Regions from separate parts of the Homo sapiens genome. Here region 1 is linked to region 2. Evidence: chromatin contacts called from ENCODE Hi-C or POLR2A ChIA-PET data. All regions are on one chromosome and are shown on one strand. Each heading gives the region's core, a stretch centred on a gene start or an enhancer-like site at or near the end of the contact. The rest is flanking DNA. Distances are from core to core; before and after follow the strand shown. Region 1 overlaps LOC105372093 (a long non-coding RNA gene). Region 2 overlaps EPG5 (ectopic P-granules 5 autophagy tethering factor).

Region 1 (3,571 bases), core at 1-2,500, 200 kb before region 2:
TGCACAGGTTCTTACTCTTGGTTAGATCAGGATCCTCTGATTCTGATGCCAGGCCCTACCTCAGGCCAATTAAGCCAGCAATGGGCCTGGGCACAGGTAATTTTTTTAAAGCTCCTGGGGTGATTCTAACATGCAGCTGGGGCAGGAAAACAACGGTGCTGCCTATTTCTTGGACCCCAACTGTTTCTAATTTGAGTCACTCTTCAGCACTCCGTTAAACCCCAGTCCCCATCCTCAGTTCCCAGGTGGGTTTGCATAAGGGGTAGTAGACCTGCCAGGAGATGCAGTGAGAAGCACTGAGCACTGAGGCAGGAGGAGCACAGACAGCACAGAGAATCCTCTAAAGTGAAGTTTCTCTCTTTCTCACTGTTGTTGGGGACTCACCCTGCACCACAAAGAAGACTAGATAAAGAAAACCACTAACCAGTAACATCCGGCTCAGTAGGCTGAGCACAAAAGCAAGGTTTTGCTTTGGCCCTAGACCTAGAAGCCTGCTGAGTGAGCGCCTTGGCCCTAGAAAAGAGGAGCAGGGGGTTGTCCGGAGCCCCTCCGACCACGCTGCTCTCAGTCAGGCACCACAGACACAGGCAGAGCTGGCTAGAGGTCAGAGGCATGGCCCCAGTGAGAAGCAGCAGCTGTGCCCTGTGAGCAGGTAGGATGGGGTTAAGGGCTGGCCTGGAATGGGGGCAGAAGGTGGAAGTTGGGAAATGGTGATGACAGCAGTTATTGCAAGGGGGCAAGCCAATGGGCAGGCAGTGGGCGTAGAAAAGCAGCTCCACTGAGACAGCCATGCAGGGAGCCCTGTGCAGGCAGACAGCTGTGGTCAGGGGTTAAAGAGGTGGAGAAAAGCAGAACATGGAGCCATGTAGAGAGCAGGTGCTGGCGGCCAGCTGGTACTGTAACAGGAAGAGTGCAAAAAAAAAAAAAAAATAGCAGTTTTTGCCATGGGGTGAGGCTCCACCCCTCTTTGAACTGTCTGGTGGGGCCAGGGCTGGGGCTGGGAGAGGGATGGGGTGGCTTTCACTCCTCTCCCCAGTGCTTGCTTCTTGATGGGTCAGTCTGGGTCACTAGGGTCCACCTGTCTCTTACGGCATGGCCTGAGCAGTAGTTTCAAGGGGTGTCATGGGGCGGGGAGGTGGGCAAGTCGGGCAGCAGAGCATTACAAACCCTGGGGCCCAGGCAACAGCCCAGACTAGCTCTATCAGAACCTTAGGGGCGGCCCAGGCCGGGGTGGTTGCCAAAGCTCCCCAGGGGGCCCCATCAGTAGAAGGTGTGGGGGCTGCTCGGTGCTGTGCTGTGCTGCTCTGTGCAGGGCTGCAGGGAGAAGATTCTCTAGAGAGCTCTCAAGTGGGAGGAGCCCCAGGCAGCATGATTTTGTCAAATGGAGATTGTCTCTGTCCCTGAGGTCAGAGGAGGGCTGTAACCATACAGTTCTTAACCTCTGGATTTGGACAAATGTAAGCTGTGTTCCTGGCCCCTCTAAAGACCTGTGAATCCTATTCTGCTCATCTGTGTGTAGTTCTTGTTTTTAAGCTTCCAGAGAGACACTGATTCCTAGCTAGTTTCTAACCCTAGCATACAGCAAGATGGAAAGCTCAGGACACAAGATTAAAGTGACAGCCTGGAGGGCAGGACAGGGAGTCTGGGCTGTGGCTGGAGCACCCATCACCATTCCTGGGCCACAAGCCGCCTTCAGGGACTGGCTTCCTGTTCTCCCAGGCCCCGCTGTGGCTCCTTGGCCTTAGCCCCAGGTTCTCAACATGAACAGACTGTGAACTCCTTGTGAACAGCGATGAGTTTTGTACATTCCCCTAACTGGGGCCTCTCTCCCGCAGTGAATGAGTAAGTGACAGACACAGTTATACTAAAGTTATAAGTTATGTCCAGCAAAAGAGAGGCATTGCCTTCTCTGTTGTCATCTGTCCTCCCATCAGTGTCTTGCAAGTCTTAATAGCTTTTGAACAAATGAATCATATTTACATTTTGTACTGGGCCCCATGAATTACGTAGCTGGTCCTGTGCTGAGCTCTTGGTGGCAACTGGAGCTTGCTCTCCCATGGCTGCAGCATCAAAGATCCCCCTGGGCTAGTTCTCTGCTTTCAAACTCCTTCCTCACCCATGACAGCATGAGACAGCAACACAACACCCCAATATACACAGAGCCTCACTTGTGGGGTACTCACTTGACAAGCACCCCAGGGAGCAAAGGAAGTGCAGAGAGAGGTGGCACCTTCTATCCTGAAGACCCAGCACACCCAGGCTCCATGGTGCAGGGACTGGAACAAACCAGGAAGGCACCCCACAACCAAAATATTTGTAGATTTTCCAGCTGGAGCAAAGGAAAGACCCAGACAGATCCCTACTCATAATCAGCTCATGAAACGCCCTACTGGAGAAAGGCAGAAAGAGTAGCTGGCTTTTTCCCCATCCCTGCATACTCCCCTGGGTGCTCTTTGAATCAATGTTTAGCCGGATTTCACCCAATCATGAGCGTGTGAGTGGGGAGCACCCCCATGACTTGGCTTCCTGCCCAACACATCACACCACAACCTGTGAATAACTCATCTTCCCCAACACATTATAACCTCTGAGGGGCCAGATTATGTATTTTCATGGCCCCCATTCCAGGCCTGGCACGTGGATACATATTTACTGACAGATGGACCCCTACTTCAGCATCCCTGTAAGCCTGGAATTAATTCCAGGAGGTGGGTACTAAGCAAGATAATGTTTAACCAAAATGCAGATTCTAGCACCTCCCCTGAACCCTAAGATATTGGGATTCAGTAAGTGATGGGGTATCTGCATTTTTACCTGCATCGCAAATGACTTAAGAAGGCCAATTCTCCTGGCTATCTGAAGAACTGAAGGAGGTGGGTAGACAGAGGGGGTCTCAGCACAGGAATTTGAGTAGAATTCACGTAGAAGCCCAGGACATGATTGCATGAGTGGCCATGGGTCAGTGTGCAGCTTGCAAATCCAGTCACTGTAAGGCCTTATCCTAGAAAGGCCCTGACGGGGACTGGGGTTGCGGGGGTGGGGATTGAGGCAGGTGGCTACCATCTGTCAAGAGCAGCAGCAGACCTGCAGCTGGCTCCATGGCTTCTGTGGCCCATGCCCACCCTCCCTCCTTACCATCACAGCAGTCGCCCAAATGGCTCAGAGAGGAGCTCATGGGAACCCCACTTACTGTTGACACTGGGGGAAAAGAATGGAAATATGATTTGGCATAACTTGAGGGACGTATAAATGGTTTGTGCCTTTCACACCCCAAAAACTTCAATTTACCTCCCTCATGAATGTCTTAGAAGCTTCTGCATTCTTTAAGAAAACTCTAGTTTTTACATAAATTTAATATTGACCATATAATTCAACATTCAATTTTATGTTATCTGGTATCACCTGCCACCTGGGTGGAGGGTCTTATTTGCTCAGCAAGATGGGAAACTCTAAAGTCAAAGACCTCATCTTATAATTACTTGAACACAACATACTTTGGAGACCAAACATATTACTGAGCACAGGATATCCGTGCTGCTTGATTCACTTACTATTTGAACTCCTGGTTCTG
Region 2 (3,578 bases), core at 980-3,479:
AGTGCTGGGATTGCAGGCATGAGCCACCGCACCTGGCCAATTTTTGTATTTTTAATAGAGATGGGGTTTCACCACGTTGGTCAGGCTTATGTCAAACTCCTGACCTCAAGTGATCCGCCCACCTTGGCCTCCCAAAGTGCTGGGATTACAGGCGTGAGCCACTGCATCTGGCCGATTTTCAATACTTAGTAATAATTTCATAGTCTCCTAGGGGAAAAAAATCAGCTATAAGAACTAATTAACATTCTCATCCTTATTAAAAATGTTCATATTTTGCATGTAATTCATAATTTGTTATTTAACTTTTTGTATTCTTTATATAATTTTTTTAAACACAAAACCCTGATTTCTCTACATTTTAAAATCCAAAACACTGACTAAAGTTGAGATAAAGATTTCTGTGTAGAATAAGATCCTAGAATAAAGATAGCCCTTCCAATTCTCACACCTTTTTGTGTCCCTTTCCCAGTAAAAGAAACATCAACCTCTTGTTTGCCTGGTCTCCTCCTTCCCAGGAGCCCCAGCCCAACACACAAAAGGACTCGATGCTCCCCTCCATACACCATCCTACTCTACTGAGGGGATCAGCTGTTGGAACTGGAATGTGGAGTCAGTCACCTTAAAGTAAAGGCAGAGTCAACCCCCACCTCCCAAGTCATGTCATGGTGGCTTTGGAAAGAAAGAGGACAGTGAGAGAAAGCCACAATGAAAGCCAAAAGAAAACGATGGTCAAATGCAAGTTCACAACCACACTTGAGAGTCCTAATTCCCCTAAATAATTGTGCTATGAACTTTGTTCAGTCATCTGAGTTGACAAGGATAAGTTCCTGGGTAAATGTGACTTTGATATAACACATAAGCACTAAATCTCTCCACAACTGAATTTCAATGCACTATATCATCTCACAATTCAGGGGTCAGCAAACTTTTTCTATATAGGGCCAGATAGTTAATATTTTCTGCTTTATATCTCTGTTACAACCACTCAATCCTTCTGCTGCAGCATAAAAGCCATAGAAATTATAAATAAATGGGGATGGCTGTGTTGCAATAAAACTTTATTTATAAAAATAAGTAGCAGGCCAGATTTGACTCAAAGGCCGTAGTTTGCTGATGTCTGTACTAAATTAACCTGTGGGTGCTGCAGGGGTGGTGGTGGTATAGTAGCATGTATGATTACTATTCATGATAACAAAACAGTATTTCAAATTATAATGCCTGCAAAACTTACGTGATCAAGTTTTCTGCATGTACAGCAGCTTCCACAATATTAAGTGATGGTGGTTTAGCAGCTTCTGCTTGCAACTGCTTCACTTCCTTCCGTAAAACATGAAGCTGTTGGCTTATGGCTTCATTCTTATGCATGCCTTCAAACTAACAAAAATTAAAGTTATCAAAAGACATTTCCCCCCATGTGTCAGGTTTCCCATGAAGACTCAAACTGAAATAAAATTATTGTCTTATAAAAATACCAAAATTTGTATCTCTTTATATGACTGCCTTATAAACTGGTAAGATCTTGAATTAATTTATCAATAGTTCAAAGCCTTTTGTAGGATACTATTTCACTTATGTTTCAACTCCTGAAATCCTCATCAAAAACACATCCCATGTCTTCCACCACTGAGGCTTTTCTTGAAGCACAGGAAGCCCCTCCACTGCTGATCATGGCTCCCCAGCCGTAGCCCTTCTGTGTGCTCTCAATCCAACATACAAAACACTCAACTCCAAACACTCAGGCTGCGTACACATGTGTGCCCAGCATTAAAAAAAGATGACACAGATGCTGCTCACAAATGTCGTTTTGAAAGGAAGAAAATATATATAATCATAAAACAAACAACAAAATAAGATAAAATATGGGGAAATGCCCAAACCAACTCCATGCCAAGGAAAGAGCAATTGGCTAATTCCTAAATTCACCAATTTAGGTTCCTAGAAGCTGGTCTTTGATAAAATTTTTATTGGTTTTCAGTAAAGGTGGAAAAACAAGGAGAATTTATTGAGCTTCTTTAAAAAAAAACTAAATTTTTTTCAACTCAAAAGATTATCCTTTTTTAAGATTAGCCTTTCTTATTTGAGAAGCCATCAACAAACCCTTTCTCTGACTGATAGTGACATACATAACTGGTTTGTTTATGCAATTTTAATGTCATTTTTTGGATGTGGATAGAGGCAGAAGAAAAGAGAAGACATCCTGGGCCCAGATTGCAACACAAACACAGAACTGACATGACAGCTGTGGGGGATATGGGACAGAGATACAGGAAGGAGGAGCCTGGCCAGGGTTGCAGAGTGCAGTAAAATCAGACTGGGGAGCTGAGAGAGCCCTCTTGGAGAGGCTTTGAAATGCAGGCCGGGGAGTCTGGACTTACAGGTACAGCTGAAGAGACCATAACATTTAGAAGGCAAGAGTTCTAAACTCTACATTCTCCTCCTGTCTTCCCCAAACACATGGGTGAGCAGTAAGGTCTACATTTTTTCCTTACATGCACCTGCCCAAACCCAGTCTTCAGCCATCACTGCAATGATTAAAGATATCCTTTATAAATAATGTAAATAATTCACAAACTTATTACCTGAGGCTCTTATGTCACTTATGAGGCCCAGGGTTATTATCATAAATTCTGTATAAAAGTTCCTGAAGGGCGGCCAGGCATGGTGGCTCACACCTGTAATCCCAGCACTTTGGGAGGCCGAGGTGCGCGGATCACTTGAGGTCAGGAGTTCGAGACATGCCTGGCCAACGTGGTGAAACCCCGTCTCTACTAAAAATACAAAAATTAACTGGGTGTGGTGGCAGGCACCTGTAATCCTGGCTACTCAGGAGGCTGAGGCAGGAGAATTGCTTGAACCTAGGAGGCAGAGGTTCCAGTGAGCTGAGATCATGCCACTGCACTCCAACCTGGGCGACAGCGTGAGACTCCGTCTCAAAAAAAAAAAAAAAAAAAAAGTTCCTGAAGGGCAATGGTCCTTCCTATTTGTTTTACTTACCCAGAACCCCAGCACAGCATAACTCTGACAATACACTGAGCAACTATTTTTTATGACTGTGATAATAATAACTTTCTTGTATAAAACTCATTAATGTATTAAAAATCTTTACAAAACTTCTTTAAAAAAGAAAAAAGCTCTGTGACATCAAAATGCACAAAAGTGAATATTCTAGAACATATAATGTTAACAATAATTAACTTTTACTATTGGAGAAATGAAAGATTAAAAAAGAAATTACTTGCATTTAATTAGATAATAAATCAATACAAGTATCTGAATTAAATTTGAAATCTTTCAAATAACAGACCAATGTTTAATATCCTAAAATGTGATTAGGAGTATCTGCAGTCAGCCTTTTTGTTCAATACATCACCAAATACAGTTAGACCGGGACTATGCGTGTCACAGAATCCCCTGGCTGGCCTGGAGAGACAGGAGCCAAACAGGAAAAGAGAGAATCTGAGATAAGGAAGGAAGACACAGAATGAAGGGAGGTGGAAAGGCAAAGGATCCAGAGACCACTTGACTGGAAAAATGCAGACAGGACTAAAACTACTCTGTAATCCAAACTTTACAACTGC

What was found. A loop is a pair of places that touch in the nucleus more often than their neighbours do. ChIA-PET counts read pairs that join two places held with the same protein, here RNA polymerase II (POLR2A). Pooled maps may share reads with other maps.
Region 1: a map of testis shows a loop between it and region 2 (4-fold over the local background). The contact joins two enhancer-like sites. A Hi-C loop is called at or near these places in 75 of 168 maps with a recorded cell type or tissue (A673, B cell, CD14-positive monocyte and 47 more), 37 of 37 single-sample maps with no recorded cell type and 47 of 50 pooled maps. POLR2A ChIA-PET finds 5 or more read pairs at or near these places in 8 of 52 experiments (B cell, CD4-positive, alpha-beta T cell, CD4-positive, alpha-beta memory T cell and 5 more).

The regions. Positions count from the first base shown.
Region 1 is chr18:45,686,566-45,690,136 of GRCh38, forward strand. The region is part of intron 7 of LOC105372093 (a long non-coding RNA gene); the gene reads right to left. Among named protein-coding and RNA genes, the nearest start is that of SLC14A1, 36 kb to the right of the region's middle. Within about 2 kb of position 1,251, at least 10 of the 41 ENCODE cell types and tissues checked have a DNase peak (open chromatin) inside an H3K27ac peak, as active enhancers do; they include CD14-positive monocyte, where a contact is called at or near this core.
Region 2 is chr18:45,888,567-45,892,144 of GRCh38, forward strand. It overlaps EPG5 (ectopic P-granules 5 autophagy tethering factor), which reads right to left. Exons shown (of 44, transcript NM_020964.3): 28 at 1,232-1,374. Among named protein-coding and RNA genes, the nearest start is that of SIGLEC15, 65 kb to the left of the region's middle. Within about 2 kb of position 2,230, at least 2 of the 41 ENCODE cell types and tissues checked have a DNase peak (open chromatin) inside an H3K27ac peak, as active enhancers do; they include CD14-positive monocyte, where a contact is called at or near this core.